Linked DNA regions of Mus musculus: region 1 is linked to region 2. The links are chromatin loops, found by intact Hi-C in ENCODE. Cell type or tissue: gastrocnemius. All regions are shown on one strand. Each heading gives the region's core, and the rest is flanking DNA. Links, peaks and the distances in the headings are about the cores only.

Region 1 (8,333 bases), core at 127-8,126, 410 kb before region 2:
AATTTCCCCTATGAATATTGATGCAAAAATACTCAATAAAATTCTCGAAAACTGAATCCAAGAACATATGAAAATGATCATTCACCATGATCAAGTAGGCTTCATCCCAGGGATGCAGGAATGGCTCAATATATGGAAATCCATCAACAAAATCCACTATACCAAAAAAAAAAAAAACAAAAAAACAAAAAACAAAACCTCAAAGAAAAAAATCATATAATCATCTCTTTAGATGCTTTCCTTCTTGTTCAGTTTCATATGGCCTGTGAGTTTTATTGTGGGAGTAATCATACCTAATCATAATAAAAGCAGAATACAGCAAACCAGTAGCCAACATCAAATTAAATGGAAAGAAACTTGAAACAATCCTACTAAAATCAGGGACAAGACAAGGCTGCCCACTCTCTCCCTATTTATTCAATATAGTACTTGAAATTCTAGCTAGAGCAATTAGACAACAGAGGGAGATCAAAGGAATACAAACTAGAAAGGAAGAATTCAAGGTATCACTATTTGTAGATGATATGACAAATGGGGCCCCATGAAACTGAAAAGCTTCTGTAAGGTAAAGGACACTGTCAATAGGAAAAAAATGGCAACCTACAGACTGGAAAAAGCTCTATAGATAGAGGGCTAATACCCCAAATATACAAAGATCTCAAGATGTTAGACTCCAGAAAACCAAATTACCCAATTAAAAAATGGGATGTAGAGCTAAACAAAGAATTCTCAATTGAAGAATCTTAAATGGCTGAGAAGCATCTAAAGTTCAAGATCCTTATTCATTAGGGGAATGCAAATCAAAATGACCCTGAGATTCCACTTCATACCAGACAGGATGACTATGATCAAAAACTCAGGTGACAGCAGATGCTGGCAAGGATGTGGAGAAAGAGAAACACTCCTCCATTGCTAGTGGGATTGCAAGTTGGTACAACCACTTTGGAAATCAATCTGGCTACTCCTCAGAAAAATGAAAATAGTTCTCTAAATGAAGACCCAGCCATACCACTGTTGGGTATATACCCAAAAGATGCTCCAACATATAACAAGGACACGTGCTCCACTATGTTCATAGCAGCCAAAATCTGGAAACAACCCAGATGTTCCTCAATGGAAGAATGGATACAGAAAATATGGTACACAATGGAATACTAGTCAGCTATTAAAAAACAATGACTTCACAAATTTTGCAGGCAAATGGATGGAACTAGAAAATATCCCGAGTGAGGTAACCCAGACCCAAAAGGATATACAGAGTATGTACTCACTGATAAGTGGATATTAGCCCCAAAGCTCAGAACTCCCACAATAAAACTCACAGGCCATATGAAACTGAACAAGAAGGAAGGCCAAAGTACGAATGCTTTAATCCCACTTGGGGGACAAAAATACTCATGGGAGGCCGTGGGGGGAGGGACAAAGGTGGGAGAGGGGAGGGGAGGGAAAAGGGGGACAGGATCAAGTATGGGAAGAGACAGGAGGGCCAGGAGAATGAATAGAAATAAGTAGGGGGGGAGGAAACTGCTAGAAAGTCCAGATGCCAGGGATTGAGGGGCTCCCAGGACCCAATGGGGATGACATTAGCTGAAATACCCAAGAGTATGGAGATAGAACTTGAAGAGAATACCTCCAGTAGACATACATGGACCCCAATTGAGGGATCTCAAAATCTTTAACGCAGAATTGTTCCTGTCTAAAGGAAACACAGGGACAAAAATGGAGCAGACACCAAAAGAGAGGTCATCCAGAGACACACTCCCCACCCCCTACATACCTTGGAATCCATCCTATCTGCAGACACCAAACCCTGACGTTATTGCTGATGCCAAGAAGTACTTGCAGACAGGAGGCTGGTATAGCTCTCATCTGAGAGGCTCGGCCAGCACCTGACTAAGACAGATGCAGATACTCACAGCCAACCATTGGACTGAGCCCAGGGAACACAATGGAAGAGTTAGGGGTATCTCCTTGTTGGATTGGGTGTAGCCTTGTTGGAGGAAGTGTGTCACTAGGGGTGGGCTTCGAGGTTTCAGAAGCTCAAGCCACACCTAATGGGTCTTTCTCTTTTATGTTGCCTGCTGATCCAGATGTAGAACTCTCAGCATCTCTCCAGCACCATGTACCATGTCTGCCTACATGCCACCATACTTCTCATTGCTGCTTCCTGCCATGCTGATATTGGGCTGAACTGTAAGCAAGCCTCAATTAAATGCTTTTCTTTATAGGAGTTTCTATGGTCATGGTGTCTCTTCACAGCAATAGAATACTGACTAGGATAATTTCTGAGCCTTGAGGGAGGAGGGTGAGAAAGACATCTGTTTAGGGCTGTATGCTTTTTTTTTTTTTTTTTTTTTTTTTGGTTTTTCGAGACAGGGTTTCTCTGTATAACCCTGCCTGTCCTGGAGCTCACTTTGTAGACCAGGCTGGCCTCGAACTCACAAATCTGCCTGCCTCTGCCTCCCGAGTACTGGGATTAAAGGTGTGCACCACCACGCCCAGCTCGGGCTGTATGCTTTTAAGTCTCCTGCTTTCTGCACATTTCTAGTTATCAGTCTCTGTAGTTATCAGTCTCTGTGCCAACTCCCATCTACTGCAAGAAGTAACTTCTCTAATGATGGCTGAGTGACACAATGATCTATGGGTATATGTTACAAGGAATAATTTTTGTTTTGTTTTGTTTTTCCAGACAGGGTTTCTCTGTATAGCCCTGGCTGTTCTGGAACTCACTCTGTAGACCAGGCTGGTCAGAACTCAGAAATCTGTCTGCTTCTGCCTCCTGAGTGCTGGGATTAAAGGTGTGTACCACCACCGCCCGGCTACGAGGAATAATTTTAATGCTATGCTCCTTTAGCAGAATAATAAAACTCAGATTTTCTCTAAGCCATGACCTGTACAGCATCAGGTTCTTGGCTGCCACAGACCCTCTGGGTCCCTGTGTCTGCATGGAACGGGTCTCTAGTCGCAGGTGGGCAAAGCGTTGGATGAGATGACAGACAGATGCACACAGGAGAGGTTGTGTAGAATCTGAATGTATTTGTCAGGTCGAGCATCAAATTTTTTATAGTACAGAAAATACTAGTTTGAAGTTACCAGGTACAAAACAAAGGAATGACTTCAAAAGGATTTACAGGAACCAGGTAAATGTTTACAGTAAAGATAAAGCTGTCCTGCCTAGGATCAGCTTAGTGACAGGTAAGGATTTCACACTCTAGTGTTATACCTTTGAACCTTGTGAAGGCTAGCACCAGGGGGTTCTGCTCTTGGCAGACCTCAAGAATAATGCAATATCACAACCCTCCTAATTTCCTAGGCCTTGCTAAATTCTTATATGAGTGTAACTTACAAGTATCTGGGGAATATCCATTTGTCAGGAGAATATACCAACTTGCTTTTAATATGCAATGTAGCCTTACTGAAGATTTCTATCTCAGTGAGATTCCCTGGCTCTTTCTGCAGACCAGTTGAGCCACTGGCTCTGTCTATTGTAATGCTTAGTTACTGAATAGGTTAACTTCCTTACTGCCTTCTCACAGGATTCTAAGCTCGGAGGCTTATGGGATCTTAGAACACTGAGGAAACTAACTATAACAAAAGTTTAATCTTAAAGGACATTTATAATAAAATAATTTTTAAAAAGCTCATAGATCCATACATCAGACTAACGCGAAAATAGAGTATGAGTATGAAAACGCCAAAACTCCAGGAGGTGAGCTTCCTTGAAACTCTCTGCCTCATGAGTGGCTTTTAGGCTTCACAGCCTGTCAAGCTGACTCAACTGGAGTGCGTAACACTTGCCCACTTTAGCAGTGTCCGTTACGAGTTCCAACTCATGGAGTGGACCTGAAGTCCAATTAAAAGTAGCTGGTTACTTCTGAAACTTTGATACCAATATTACCCTAGTATATCTTACTGACAGGCCGCTGTTTTCAGTCTCAGTTTGTATAGCGTGATTCTGATGATTGTCTTTCTCTCCCAGTAGCCTGCAGTGTACCTGTCAGTGCCGGGAATGCTACTCAGTGGGGGTGAAGCGTCTAGCTAGGCACCAGCTTGATCTCTCCAATGACAAAGTAAATGGCGTTTTCTTAGGTAGTAGGGCCCGACCATCAGCTTGTGGAGATTAATCAATAACCTTGGCAATAGCTTATGATGCTCAGTGTGTGTGTGTGTATGTGTGTGTGTGTGTGTGTGTGTGTGTGTATCATTCCTGACAATGGAGGTTTCATTTGGGGTCATATCTAATTTATATATGTATAAATCTAACATATATGCATGTACATGTATGCACACACATATATGTACACACACACACACACACACACACACACACACACAGAGGATTTATTAGACTGGCTACAGGCTGTGGTCTGACTTTTTTAACAGTGGCCGCCTCCCAACACAAAGTACAATAGTCCAATAGTTGTTCATTTCTTAAGGTTGGATATCTCAGCTGGTATTCACTATACAATGGAATCCCAAAGAAGTAGGCTCTAATACCAGTGAAGGAATGAACTTGCCAGTAAAGGTGAGGGCAAGCAGGCAAAGATCAAATGCATCCTTCTTCCAGGTCCTCTATATAAGCTACCACCAGAGGATATGCCCAGATTTAAGATGGAACTTCACACCTCAAAAAAATCCAGATTTAAGGTGGGTCTTCCCACTTCAAATGATTAAGAAAAATCCCTCACAGGAATGCCCAGATGCTTGGGTTTTGGTTAATTCCAGACTTTAGGTTTTTTTCTCTTCTCCCAAAATAACAAAACAAAAAATGAAAATCCATACAAAGACCCCTCCCCAACCTAATCTTCCTATACTGATTTTCTCCTTATCTCTTTGTAACACCGTGTTCTATATCCCTTTCCTTGGAAGATTCCCTCTTCCTCTCTGGTCCCTTACTAGGTACTAATCCTAGTTGGCTATTTGGACTGAAGCATACATGTCAAAATATTAAAAGCTGGCATCCACTTATAAGAGAAAGCATTCAATATTTGTCATTTGGAGTTTGGATTACCTCACTCAGGATAATGATTTCTAGTTCCACCTAAATAGGCCAATACCTTCAATTTTCATAATTTAATATTTATTAAGAGCTGAATAATATTCCATTGTGTAACTGTAGCATGTTTTTACTATATATTCATCACTTAATAGACATTTAGGCTGTGTCTAATTTCTGGTTATTATGAGTAGAGAAATGAACGTGAATGAGCAAGTATTTTTGAAGTAAAATGTAAAGTCCTTTGGGTATATGCCCAAGAATTGTATACCTGGAATTTTTTAAAAAGATTTATTTATTATTGTAAGTACATTGTAGCTGTCTTCAGATGCACCCGAAGAGGGCGTCAGATCTCATTATGGATGGTTGTGAGCCACCATGTGGCTGCTGGGATTTGAACTCAGGACCTTCGGAAGAGCAGTTGGTGCTCTTAACCACTGAGCCATCTCTCCAGCCTGTATACCTAGATTTTGAGGTAGATTGACTTTAAGCTTTTTATGGAACTTGGACACTGATTTGTACTGACAGTACCAGTTTCTCTCCTACTAGAAGCGTATAGATGTTTTCCTTTTCAACATCCTCATCAGCATGGGATGTAGTCTGCTTTATTGATTTTAGTCATTCTGTCTAGGGTAAGATGAAATCTCACATAGTTTTAGTTTGTGTTTCCCTGATGGCTAAGGATGTTGAATGTTTTTAAAGTGTTTCTCAGCCATTTATGTTCATCCTTTAAGAACTCTCTGTTTAGTTATGCGCCCATTTTAAAATTGGGTTACTTTCTTGATGATCATTTTTTTAGTTATATATGTATCCTAAATACTGTTTTTCTTTTTTAATTCTTCTCCTATATATTATATCTCAACTGTAGTTCTTCCCTATTCTCCCCCCAATCCCTCCGACCACCTCCCTACTACTCCAGATCTATTCCTCTGGTTTCCCTTCAGAAAGAGCAGGCCTCCCAAGGATGCCAACCAAATATGGCATAATTAGGCACATACCTTTCTATCAAGGTTAGACAAGGTAACACAGTAGGAGGAAAGGGTCCCAAGAGGAGGTAAAAGAGTCAGAGACAGCTCCTGCTCCCACTGTTAGGAGTCCCATAAGAACACCAAGCTACACAACCATAGCATATATGCAGAGAACCTAGGTCAGACCTATATAGGCTCTCCAATTCTCGGTTCAGTCTCTGTGAGTCCCTATGAGCCCTGGTTTTTGATTCTGTGGGTAATTTTCTTGTGGTATCCTTGACTTGTTTGGCTCCTACAATCCTTCCTAGTCCTCTTCTGCAGGATTCCCTGAGCTCCACCTAATGTTTGGCTATGGGTCTCTTCACCTGCTCCTTAGATACTATCTCTTTATCAGATATAAGATCTTTTTTTTTCCTTTTGTAGGATGCTATTTTGTTCAAATCATGGTGTCTTTGCTGTACAGAAGTCTTTTAGCTCCTTGAAGTCTCATTTATTAATTGTTGGTCTTAGTGCCTGTGTTAGTGGTGTCCTGCTCAGAAAATCCTTTCTTGTGTCAATGAGTTCAAACCTATTCTCTACTTTCTTCATATAATATTCAAGGTATCTAATCTTAGGTTGAGATCTGTTTGGATTTGAGTTTTGTGTAAGTTTACAGATATGGATCTATTTTCGTTCTTCTATATTCAGCTATTCAGTTTGAACAACATCATTTGGTAAGGATGCTGTCTTTTCTGCAATATGTATTGGCTTCTTTGTAAAAAATCAAAGATATGTGAACTTATGTCTGGGCATTCAATTTGAATCCATTGGTTAATGTGTGTGCTTTTATGTTAATACCAGGCTGTTCTACTATTGCTCTGTATGATAATTAGAAATCTGGAAATCTGGAGTGGTGATACTTTTATGTGTTTTGTTTTGTTTTTTAGCAACCTTGGGTTTCTTGTGTGTCCATATAAAGTTGAAGATGGTTTTTAAAATTTATTTTCAATTTCTGCAAAAAATTATGTAGGAATTTATGGGGATTTCATTGATTTGTAGATTGCTTTTGGTAAGATGGCATTTTCACAATTCTAATCAACCAATCCACAGCATGGTAGATCATTCAATCTTCTGGTCTCCTCTCTTCTTCAGTTTCCTTCTTCAATGTCCTAAAGGTTTTTGGTTTTTGGTTTATTTGATTTGGTTCATTTTCTTTGCAAGACATGGTTTCTCTGTTAAGCTTTGGTTATCCTGAAACCCACTCTATAGATAGGCTAGCTTCAACCTCCTGCCTCTGCCTCTGCCTCTGCCTCTGCCTCTGCCTCTGCCTCTGCCTCTGCCTCCTCTGCCTCTGCCTCTGCCTCTGCCTCTGCCTCTGCCTCTGCCTCTGCCTCTGCCTCTGCCTCTGCCTCTGCCTCTGCCTCTGCCTCTGCCTCTGCCTCTGCCTCTGCCTCTGCCTCTGCCTCTGCCTCTGCCTCTGCCTCTGCCTCTGCCTCTGCCTCTGCCTCTGCCTCTGCCTCTGCCTCTGCCTCTGCCTCTGCCTCTGCCTCTGCCTCTGCCTCTGCCTCTGCCTCTGCCTCTGCCTCTGCCTCTGCCTCTGCCTCTGCCTCTGCCTCTGCCTCTGCCTCTGCCTCTGCCTCTGCCTCTGCCTCTGCCTCTGCCTCTGCCTCTGCCTCTGCCTCTGCCTCTGCCTCTGCCTCTGCCTCTGCCTCTGCCTCTGCCTCTGCCTCTGCCTCTGCCTCTGCCTCTGCCTCTGCCTCTGCCTCTGCCTCTGCCTCTGCCTCTGCCTCTGCCTCTGCCTCTGCCTCTGCCTCTGCCTCTGCCTCTGCCTCTGCCTCTGCCTCTGCCTCTGCCTCTGCCTCTGCCTCTGCCTCTGCCTCTGCCTCTGCCTCTGCCTCTGCCTCTGCCTCTGCCTCTGCCTCTGCCTCTGCCTCTGCCTCTGCCTCTGCCTCTGCCTCTGCCTCTGCCTCTGCCTCTGCCTCTGCCTCTGCCTCTGCCTCTGCCTCTGCCTCTGCCTCTGCCTCTGCCTCTGCCTCTGCCTCTGCCTCTGCCTCTGCCTCTGCCTCTGCCTCTGCCTCTGCCTCTGCCTCTGCCTCTGCCTCTGCCTCTGCCTCTGCCTCTGCCTCTGCCTCTGCCTCTGCCTCTGCCTCTGCCTCTGCCTCTGCCTCTGCCTCTGCCTCTGCCTCTGCCTCTGCCTCTGCCTCTGCCTCTGCCTCTGCCTCTGCCTCTGCCTCTGCCTCTGCCTCTGCCTCTGCCTCTGCCTCTGCCTCTGCCTCTGCCTCTGCCTCTGCCTCTGCCTCTGCCTCTGCCTCTGCCTCTGCCTCTGCCTCTGCCTCTGCCTCTGCCTCTGCCTCTGCCTCTGCCTCTGCCTCTGCCTCTGCCTCTGCCTC
Region 2 (8,333 bases), core at 36-8,035:
CTTTCTGCTCTTCAGATCCTGACTGCTCATCAAAGAGCTTGCTTCCATTCCTCCTTTAGAGGTGGAGAACCTAGGGCTCGGGGAGGTCACGTAACTAGGAAGGAGAAAAAAAACCTCTAGCCAAGTCACTAGCAAATCAATGGCCCTGGATTTTTAATTTTGTTTGTATGTATGTGATGGATGGATGGATGCATGCATGCATTTTTTAATAAACAAAAGACCAGGGTTAAATAGAAACCTGAAAATGAGCATCATGAACAGAGTATGGCCAGAACAATGGGAAAGGCTTTGTGGATGCTTGACGCTGTGCACTCTCTACCTGTCCTGTGTGTGCTGGGTCCAGTCGTAGCCTAGTTCTTCTGTGGTCCTGCAGCTTTACCGCTGCACTTCTGGGAGCATCTGCTCAAGTTAGATATGACAGATGAGTGCAGACGAGCCCCAGCTCTTCTCTCCTTGCTTGAAACGGATTTGCATTGATTTTTATTGTGTAACTATGGTCTGCCAAAGTTCTACATGAAAGTTCCACATGTATTTCTTGTAAGATGGGTGTCTCACTACTAGGTAGCCTTGATTGGCTTGAGACTCACAAGGCAGTACAGGACCCATGATGAAGTCAGGCTGTCCTTGAACTCAGGCTTACCTCTGCTTCCTGAGTGGTAGGATTAAAGGTGTGTGCCACCATGACAGGCCCTGCTCTTTCTTAGGTAGGTGGGTGGGTGGGTGGGTGGATGGATGGATAGATAGACAAAAAGTTTGCTTCCCAACTCTTAATCACTGAGCCCTCTGCACCCCTCCTCTCACCGTTCTATTCAGCAAAGGGTATTCTAGTTAATTTATTTTCAAGTGACAAAGATGAGGCACTCCCAACTAGGCACAAGCTATGGCAAGAGTCCTGAGCCTTTTTATTCAGTGAAGGCCAAGGAACGTGTGACAGGTGAACACTGCTGTCCTCTGATCCCATCACATCCGGAAGTGAGCTTAAACCAGTGGCAGGTCTCCTTCAGCTTTGGGATGAAGAGGCCGCCACCTCTTCTACTACGTGGGCATTTGAGTTGCTCTTTGCTTTTTGTAGGACCAGAATACAGAGACAACCAGCTGCCTCCTCCAAAACGTTTCTCCAGGGGACTATATCATTGAGGTATGTGCAACTATAGACTGCCCTCTTGTTACTTCCACAGAAAGCAGCTCACATGGAGTTCTGAGTGTTTTGTTTATTGGTTTCAAGACTGAGTCCAGTGTAGTCCAGGCTAGTCTCAAATCCAAACTTCTATAGAACTAAGGATAAGTTTGAAAGGCTAACATGTCTTGCCTCTACCTCCTGGGATTACAGATGTTTACACTATGGTCTTTGCTTTTATTCAGACCCTGGGAATTTGAACTCAGGTCTTCAAGCTTCCACAATAATCCACGAAGCCATCTCCTCAGCCCCATTGTTTTTTAAAAGAATTTATTTATGTATGTGACTATGCATAGCTGTCTTCAGACACACCAGAAGAGCATATCAGATCCCATTACAGATGGTTGTGAGCCACCATGTGGTTGCTGGGAATTGAACTCAGGACCTCTGGAAGAACAGCCAGTGTTCCTAACTGATGAGCTATCTCTCCAGCCCCGACCCCTCCCCCCTTCTTTTTTTTTTAAAAAAAAGTTGATTTACATTGTTAAGCTATCACCATTATCCTCCCTTACTGGATCCCACACCAGCTGCCTGGGGAGGGAAAGATAAATGAAATCACCAGTAGTAGATAAAATGTATTGTTTTACTTCCCTCTTAGATAAAATGTATAGACAGATACAATGTAGAGATGTGCTAGCACTTACCAAACAGTAACACAGCTCTCTCTGTTTTATAGCTGGTGGATGACAGCAACACCACCAGGAAAGCTGCTCAGTATGTGGTGAAGTCAGGTAAAGCTCTTTGGCTTGGATTTGATGGCACATTCTTGAGAGCAGGCTTGTAGAATTTTCTGTGCTCCTTAATTCATGGTTTACAAAACACCAGTCGCTCACCTCTTCTCCCTTAAACAATTGTTCATCAAGGACGCTTCCTTTTATGTTGTTGATGCCTGGAAGGTCAAAGCTGGCATTGCATCTGCCACGGATACTAGGCAATTATCCTTACAAGACAAGTAGGGGGAGGGGCCTTTCCTTCACAGGGTTTGTAGCATATTTGGAGCTATTAGCATATTTGGAGCTATTAGCATATTTGGAGTGGTTAGCATATTCAGAGCGATTAGCATATTCAGAGCTATTAGATTATTTTCGACAACACTTTACAAAGGAATTGTTGAATCCTTTTATAATCTAGGCAGCAGAGATAGAGTAAGGTAGTTGGGGACCCTGGGACCTGTTAGTCAGCTTTTGTTTTAAAAAAATGAGGGGGGCTTCCCCCCCTTTTCTGAACCTATTCTGCTGCTTGAGTTAAAAGACTTTCTCTTTGAAATCTCCCAGTGCAGTCTCCCTGGGCTGGACCCATCAGAGCTGTGGCCATCACTGTGCCTCTGGTTGTCATATCTGCGTTCGCAACCCTGTTCACTGTGATGTGCAGAAAGAAGCAACAAGGTATCTGTCTATGCTGTGCCCACTGTTCTCCATCCTCTAGTTTGCAGCAGGCCAAGGGTGGGTACCGACAAAGACAGGGCCTGGGGAGTCCTGCTTTCCTCAGGAGGGGCCTGGGACCCCCTCACACCTCCTTGCTAGTTCCTTGCCTACTGAAGTTCCCAGAATTTAAATGTTTGGCTGTTAATCTCTAGGACCTGGCAATGTCCAGGTATAATCCAGTTTTCAAACTCAGGGAGTCTGAAAAATGAGAACAGTCGTTTGGCGAGTGGCCATCATTGAGAAGTTCTGTCTTTCACCTAGAAAACTGTAGATCTGGATGGAGTTACCCAGATGACTCCAAGGATAAAAGTAATGAAGATGTTAACTTAAGATTTGTGTGCTTTCGGCTGAGCTTGCTATCCCAGTTGGTGGGAGGCTGAGGCAGGAGGATCCAATTCAGGAACTGGAGGCTAGTCTGAGTAATACAGTGAGACCCTTTGTCCAGAAATAATAAATAGATAGATAGATAAATAGGTGAAAAGCCATTTTTGTTGTTGGTTTGGTTTTCTTTACCTTTGTAAATTATACTTTAAAAAGTTTTTCTCCCTCCCTCAGCTTATCTGGCTGCCAGAGCCAGCTCTGGGCCCTTCACTTCACTGGCGGCCATAGGGGCGGATGCTGCGTTTGTTTCTTGGCATGTCCAGGGGCAGTTTCAGGTTAATACAGTGTTTTCACTTTCTGGTACAGTACTACAGAAACCGTGCATGCAGCTTGAGGCTGGAGTCACAGACCCGAGACTCCCAGGTGGAGATGTCAGCTGCTCCTTTTGGTAAATTTACTTTTGAGACTTGGATCTCACGTAGCTCAGGCTGGCCTCCATCTTGCCAAGTAGTTGCTGATGACCGTGACCTTCTGACCTTTCTGTGTCCCCTGTCCCAAGTGCTAGGATTTCAGCCGTGAGACACTGAGCCCTGGGTCATACGGAAAAGACAAAGCTTTGTTTATAGGTGTCAACCTTATGTTCTTTCCCAATTTAGAAAATATATATTCACATTTAGATGAAGAAAGCCCGGAGTCGTCCACATACGCTGCGGCTCTCCCCAGAGACAGGCTCCGGCCTCAGCCCAAGGTCTTCCTCTGCTACTCCAATAAAGATGGCCAGAATCACATGAACGTGGTCCAGTGTTTCGCCTATTTCCTGCAAGATTTCTGTGGCTGTGAGGTACGGAATCTGTTTGTTCTCTTACCCTGGGCAGGATGTGTACGCCGTCTTTCTCTTCCGTGTCATCTCTCCATTGCTGTCCTGGGAACCTACTTACCTAGAATCTTACTTTCCAAACCAGAGTCTGTCTTGAATTTGTCTTGTCTCTTACCAGCAGCAAAGGCTTCGCATGACACACTTATACTTGAAAGCTTTGAGCGCCTCCCACGCGATAGGATGTTCTGTGAGTGCCCTGTCATGGAACACGTGACCAGAGTGTGAGACTGTCTCAGTGGGACGTCAGGGAGAGGACACAATGAAGACAGCTTTTAGGAGTCTAGGCAGTTCCCTGAGGGAGGTTGGCTGGGATTGGGAATAGAGGCTAGGACTGCCCCTGGAAGAGATCTTGGGCACTGGGAGGAGTGTGTAACAGAGGTCTGAGGTCGATTGGTAGGAAGTCATAGAAACCAGTGAGAAGGCCTTAGCTAGAGAGAACCAGGAAGTAGGAGAGAGCGCCAGAGTTTACAGAATGTTTGGATGTCTACGCTGCTTTCTCAGCTTCCCCCTTTCCTCCTCTTCCTCCTCCTTCCTCTCTTCCTACTCTTCTTCTTCCTCCTCCTCCTTCTTTTTTTCCTTACTCTGTAGCTCTGGATATCCTAGAATTCAATTTGTAGACCAGGCTGGCCTCATAGAGATCCACTGCCTCTGCCTCCTAAGTGCTGGGATTAAAGGAGTGGGCCCCTGTGCCCAGCTTTCTTAGGTCTTCTTGAGTTAGCTATTATGTAGCTTTTCCATAAACAATGACACTTAGTCTTTACAGCGGGCTCTTAAGCTGTTGTGAAGGCATGCCCTGTTTGCCACAATTGCAAGTTATCATGTGATGTTTTTTAGTCCATTTGGCCCATTCCTTGGGTGAGACTGCCCTCTGGTGTTAATAAGCTGTATTTAAAGGCTGGTGGGATTGCCTCCTGCTGGGAAAGCGTTGAGTTCAGCAGCTGAATGGCTGCTGCAAACCCCTGCAGACTGCAGCTGTCCGGACAGCACAGGCAGAGGTGGTAGATCCCTGCCCTGTTCTTTTAGACTGCACATAGTTTTTGCTTTAAATAGCTACATCATCTATAATAGTGACTTGCTGTAGCTGCGTTAGCCCAGCTTGTAAAGCGTCTCTGTTTATCATTTCTGATGATTTCTCAAGGATAAACGCCTCACAATGGAATTGCTCAGTCAAAGATTGGAATATTCTTTTTTTTTTAAAGATTCATTTATTTATTATATGTAAGTACACTGTAGCTGTCTTCAGACAATCCAGAAGAGGGAGTCAGATTTTGTTACAGATGGTTGTGAGCTACCATGTGGTTGCTGGGATTTGAACTCTGAACCTTCGGAAGAGCAGTCGGGTGCTCTTACCCACTGAGCCATCTCACCAGCCCAGATTGGAATATTCTTAAAAGTGCTTATGTTTTATTTATTAAGATGAAATCAGCTAGTACAGGGGATTTTTTTGTTTGTTTGTTTTGTTTTGTTTTTACAGATTTGTAAAACATTCCACATATGATTTAACAAACTACACAGGTCAAAAGATTAGTAGACACACTATTTTTGTGTGGTATAGAATCCTAGGGGCCACATATTTTAAGCTACCAGTTAGCTTGAATGTACATAATGAATGGATAGTGTGGAGTTTTTACCTACACTGCTCTGTGCCCCCCGGTGGGTCGCATGCTTCCAGGAACTCTTTGATCCAAGAATGAAAGATACACACACACACACACACACACACATACACACACACACACTAGTTAACTTTGCTAGCTCAAAGGCTAGGCAGTTCTAGTCCTCTGCCTGATTATCATAGATTTCCCTCCAGTACTCCTGAGTCAATGTCCTTTAAATCTATGATCTATTTTTGCTGCCCTTTTCTTTCTGGGTGGCCCCCTAGTATTTGCTGCCCAGGGTGCTTCTGGGCAGCCCTTCTGTGGGCCGCATTCCTTCTCACCTACATTCCAGATGATTTTCCTTCTGCAGCTCTAAGTCTGATCCATCTCCCTCTGAATCCTGGCGATTCTCCTCTTTCTCCCTCGCCCTCACCCTAGCCCACACAAATCTGAGGGTCCCACTCCATTTCCCTTTACCCAGCCATTGGCCGCTGGCATCTTTATTGATCTATTAAAAAACAATTGGAGACAAGGACCTTTAGCATTTGGACACATAGATTTCCCATTAAATCAAAGCATTAGAACCAATCCCCAACAATAATGTTAGGATGCATTAAAGTATGAGATGAGTCAGTCAGTATTCCTTTTTTTTTTTTAAAGAAAATATTTATTTATTTATTTATTATATGTAAGTACACTGTAGCTGTCTTCAGACACTCCAGAAGATGGCATCAGATTTCATTACAGATGGTTGTGAGCCATCATGTGGTTGCTGGGATTTGAACTCAGGACCTTTGGAAGAGCAGTTGGCTCTCTTAACCCATGAGCCATCTCACCAGCCCCGAGTCAGTATTCTTTTCAGCAGATAGATAAGCATTGGAGCTTTCTTCTCTTGGGTACTTTTTTAGAAAAGAAGAATTTAATCCTTCCAGAGTAGCTCTCCGCTGTATAATCTGTGTTTAGCTCTTAGGGGTTATTTTTTTAACTACAGGAGAAATGGTACCAATACAGCTGCCACGGAATGCTACTTACAGTATCCTGCAGGAGAAGCAGTACTCGTACAGTTACTACTTACAGTATCAGATGAAAGCAGTTTGAAAGGGTAAAAATCCTTTGAGGGCATCAGACATACTTGGATTTCTTTGCTGTATCAGGGATCCCACTATTCTTTCCAACCCTCTTATCCCCAAACCCCTTGGTTCACAGGCCTTGTAGAGTTATGACATTGTAGATCTCATGGAACCAAGAGAGAGGTGCAGCCCAGACAGGGTTAACCAGGAAAGCTATACTATAGCAGCAGAACAGCGGGCTAACCCTGGGTCTCTGAACACAGCCAAAGAGGTCCTCTTTCTCAGTCACGTTCTGCATGTGAGTCACCCGTCACTGTAGATGGCTCTGGCCAGGCCTAAGCTCCATATCCCAGTGCACTATGGGGTCACGATCCACTTTCTCTCCTCAGCCACTTAGACTTGTATCCAGGATCTTTCTGCTCCTTGTATCCGGCAGTCTCACTTATCACATGGACCAATCACAGTTCCTTCCCATCATACCATCAGACATCTTCAAGGTGTCTTAGACAAGCTGCTGAAAATCCTGGCTTCTGTCTCCTCACTTGTAGGGCCACAGTGCTAATGGCCCCCTGTGTTATCAAAATGATGCCATGGGTGACAAGCAATTTCAGGAAGTCTGGTGTGTGGATGCAGTTGTTGACCATAGAGTGCTGGCGTAAATGAATACTGAAGTGACCTGTGCTCTTTCCAGGTGGCTCTGGACTTGTGGGAAGATTTCAGCCTCTGCAGAGAGGGGCAGAGAGAATGGGCCATTCAGAAGATCCACGAGTCCCAGTTCATCATTGTCGTGTGCTCCAAAGGCATGAAGTACTTTGTAGATAAGAAGAACTTCAGACACAAAGGAGGCAGCCGCGGCGAGGCGCAAGGCGAGTTCTTCCTGGTGGCCGTGGCAGCCATTGCTGAGAAGCTCCGTCAGGCCAAGCAGAGCTCATCTGCCGCACTGCGCAAGTTCATCGCCGTCTACTTCGATTATTCCTGTGAAGGGGATGTACCCTGCAGCCTGGACCTGAGCACCAAGTACAAGCTCATGGACCACCTTCCTGAGCTCTGTGCCCATCTGCACTCAGGAGAGCAGGAGGTGCTGGGTCAGCACCCAGGCCACAGCAGCAGAAGGAACTACTTCCGGAGCAAATCGGGCCGCTCCCTGTATGTTGCCATTTGCAACATGCACCAGTTTATTGATGAGGAGCCTGACTGGTTTGAGAAGCAGTTTATACCCTTCCAACATCCCCCTGTGCGTTACCAGGAGCCAGTCCTGGAGAAATTTGACTCAGGCTTGGTTTTAAATGATGTCATAAGCAAACCAGGGCCAGAGAGTGACTTCTGTCGGAAAGTCGAGGCTTGTGTACTTGGGGCCGCTGGGCCAGCCGACTCTTATTCATACCTGGAGAGTCAGCATGTAGGCCTGGACCAAGACACTGAGGCCCAGCCCTCCTGTGATAGTGCCCCTGCCTTGCAGCCCCTGTTACACGCAGTGAAAGCTGGCAGTCCCTCAGAGATGCCACGGGACTCAGGCATATATGATTCTTCTGTACCCTCATCAGAGCTCTCTCTGCCTCTGATGGAGGGACTCTCTCCGGATCAGATAGAAACATCTTCTCTGACCGAGAGTGTATCTTCCTCCTCTGGCCTAGGTAAGATGTCTTAGGACTGGACCCTTATTTAATCTGTCTGTCTGCTCTTCTATCTATCATCTATTGTGTTGTTGTAGTTGTGGGTTTGTTTGCTTGTTTTTTGAGACAAATAGACAGATGTAATATGAATTCCAGTAACAGGAATAGTGAACTGCAGAAATGGTTGTTCTGGTAATTATGGCGAGCCGCTCAAACCCTTCCACCAGCGTTATATATGCTGTTGGGTGTGGAA

The links. A loop is a pair of places that touch in the nucleus more often than their neighbours do. Peaks named below come from ENCODE experiments on the same cell type or tissue, not always from the same donor. Only the 100,000 strongest peaks of a DNase experiment are listed, where the experiment ranks them.
Region 1: a loop joins it to region 2, with 2.3 times the contacts of the local background. A loop is called at or near these places in 6 of 42 quality-filtered maps.

What each region holds. Positions count from the first base shown.
Region 1 is chr14:26,680,124-26,688,456 of GRCm38, forward strand. No RefSeq gene overlaps it. Among named protein-coding and RNA genes, the nearest start is that of Dnah12, 7.3 kb to the right of the region's middle. In gastrocnemius, for the core only: no CTCF peak of the experiment used is centred there; no DNase peak of the experiment used is centred there.
Region 2 is chr14:27,092,325-27,100,657 of GRCm38, forward strand. It overlaps Il17rd (interleukin 17 receptor D), which reads left to right. Exons shown (of 13, transcript NM_134437.3): 8 at 1,073-1,138; 9 at 1,854-1,908; 10 at 2,452-2,562; 11 at 3,579-3,763; 12 at 7,159-8,101. Among named protein-coding and RNA genes, the nearest start is that of Il17rd, 57 kb to the left of the region's middle. In gastrocnemius, for the core only: a CTCF peak has its summit at 4,678 (motif pointing left); a DNase peak (open chromatin) is centred at 4,686; H3K27ac peaks cover 816 bases.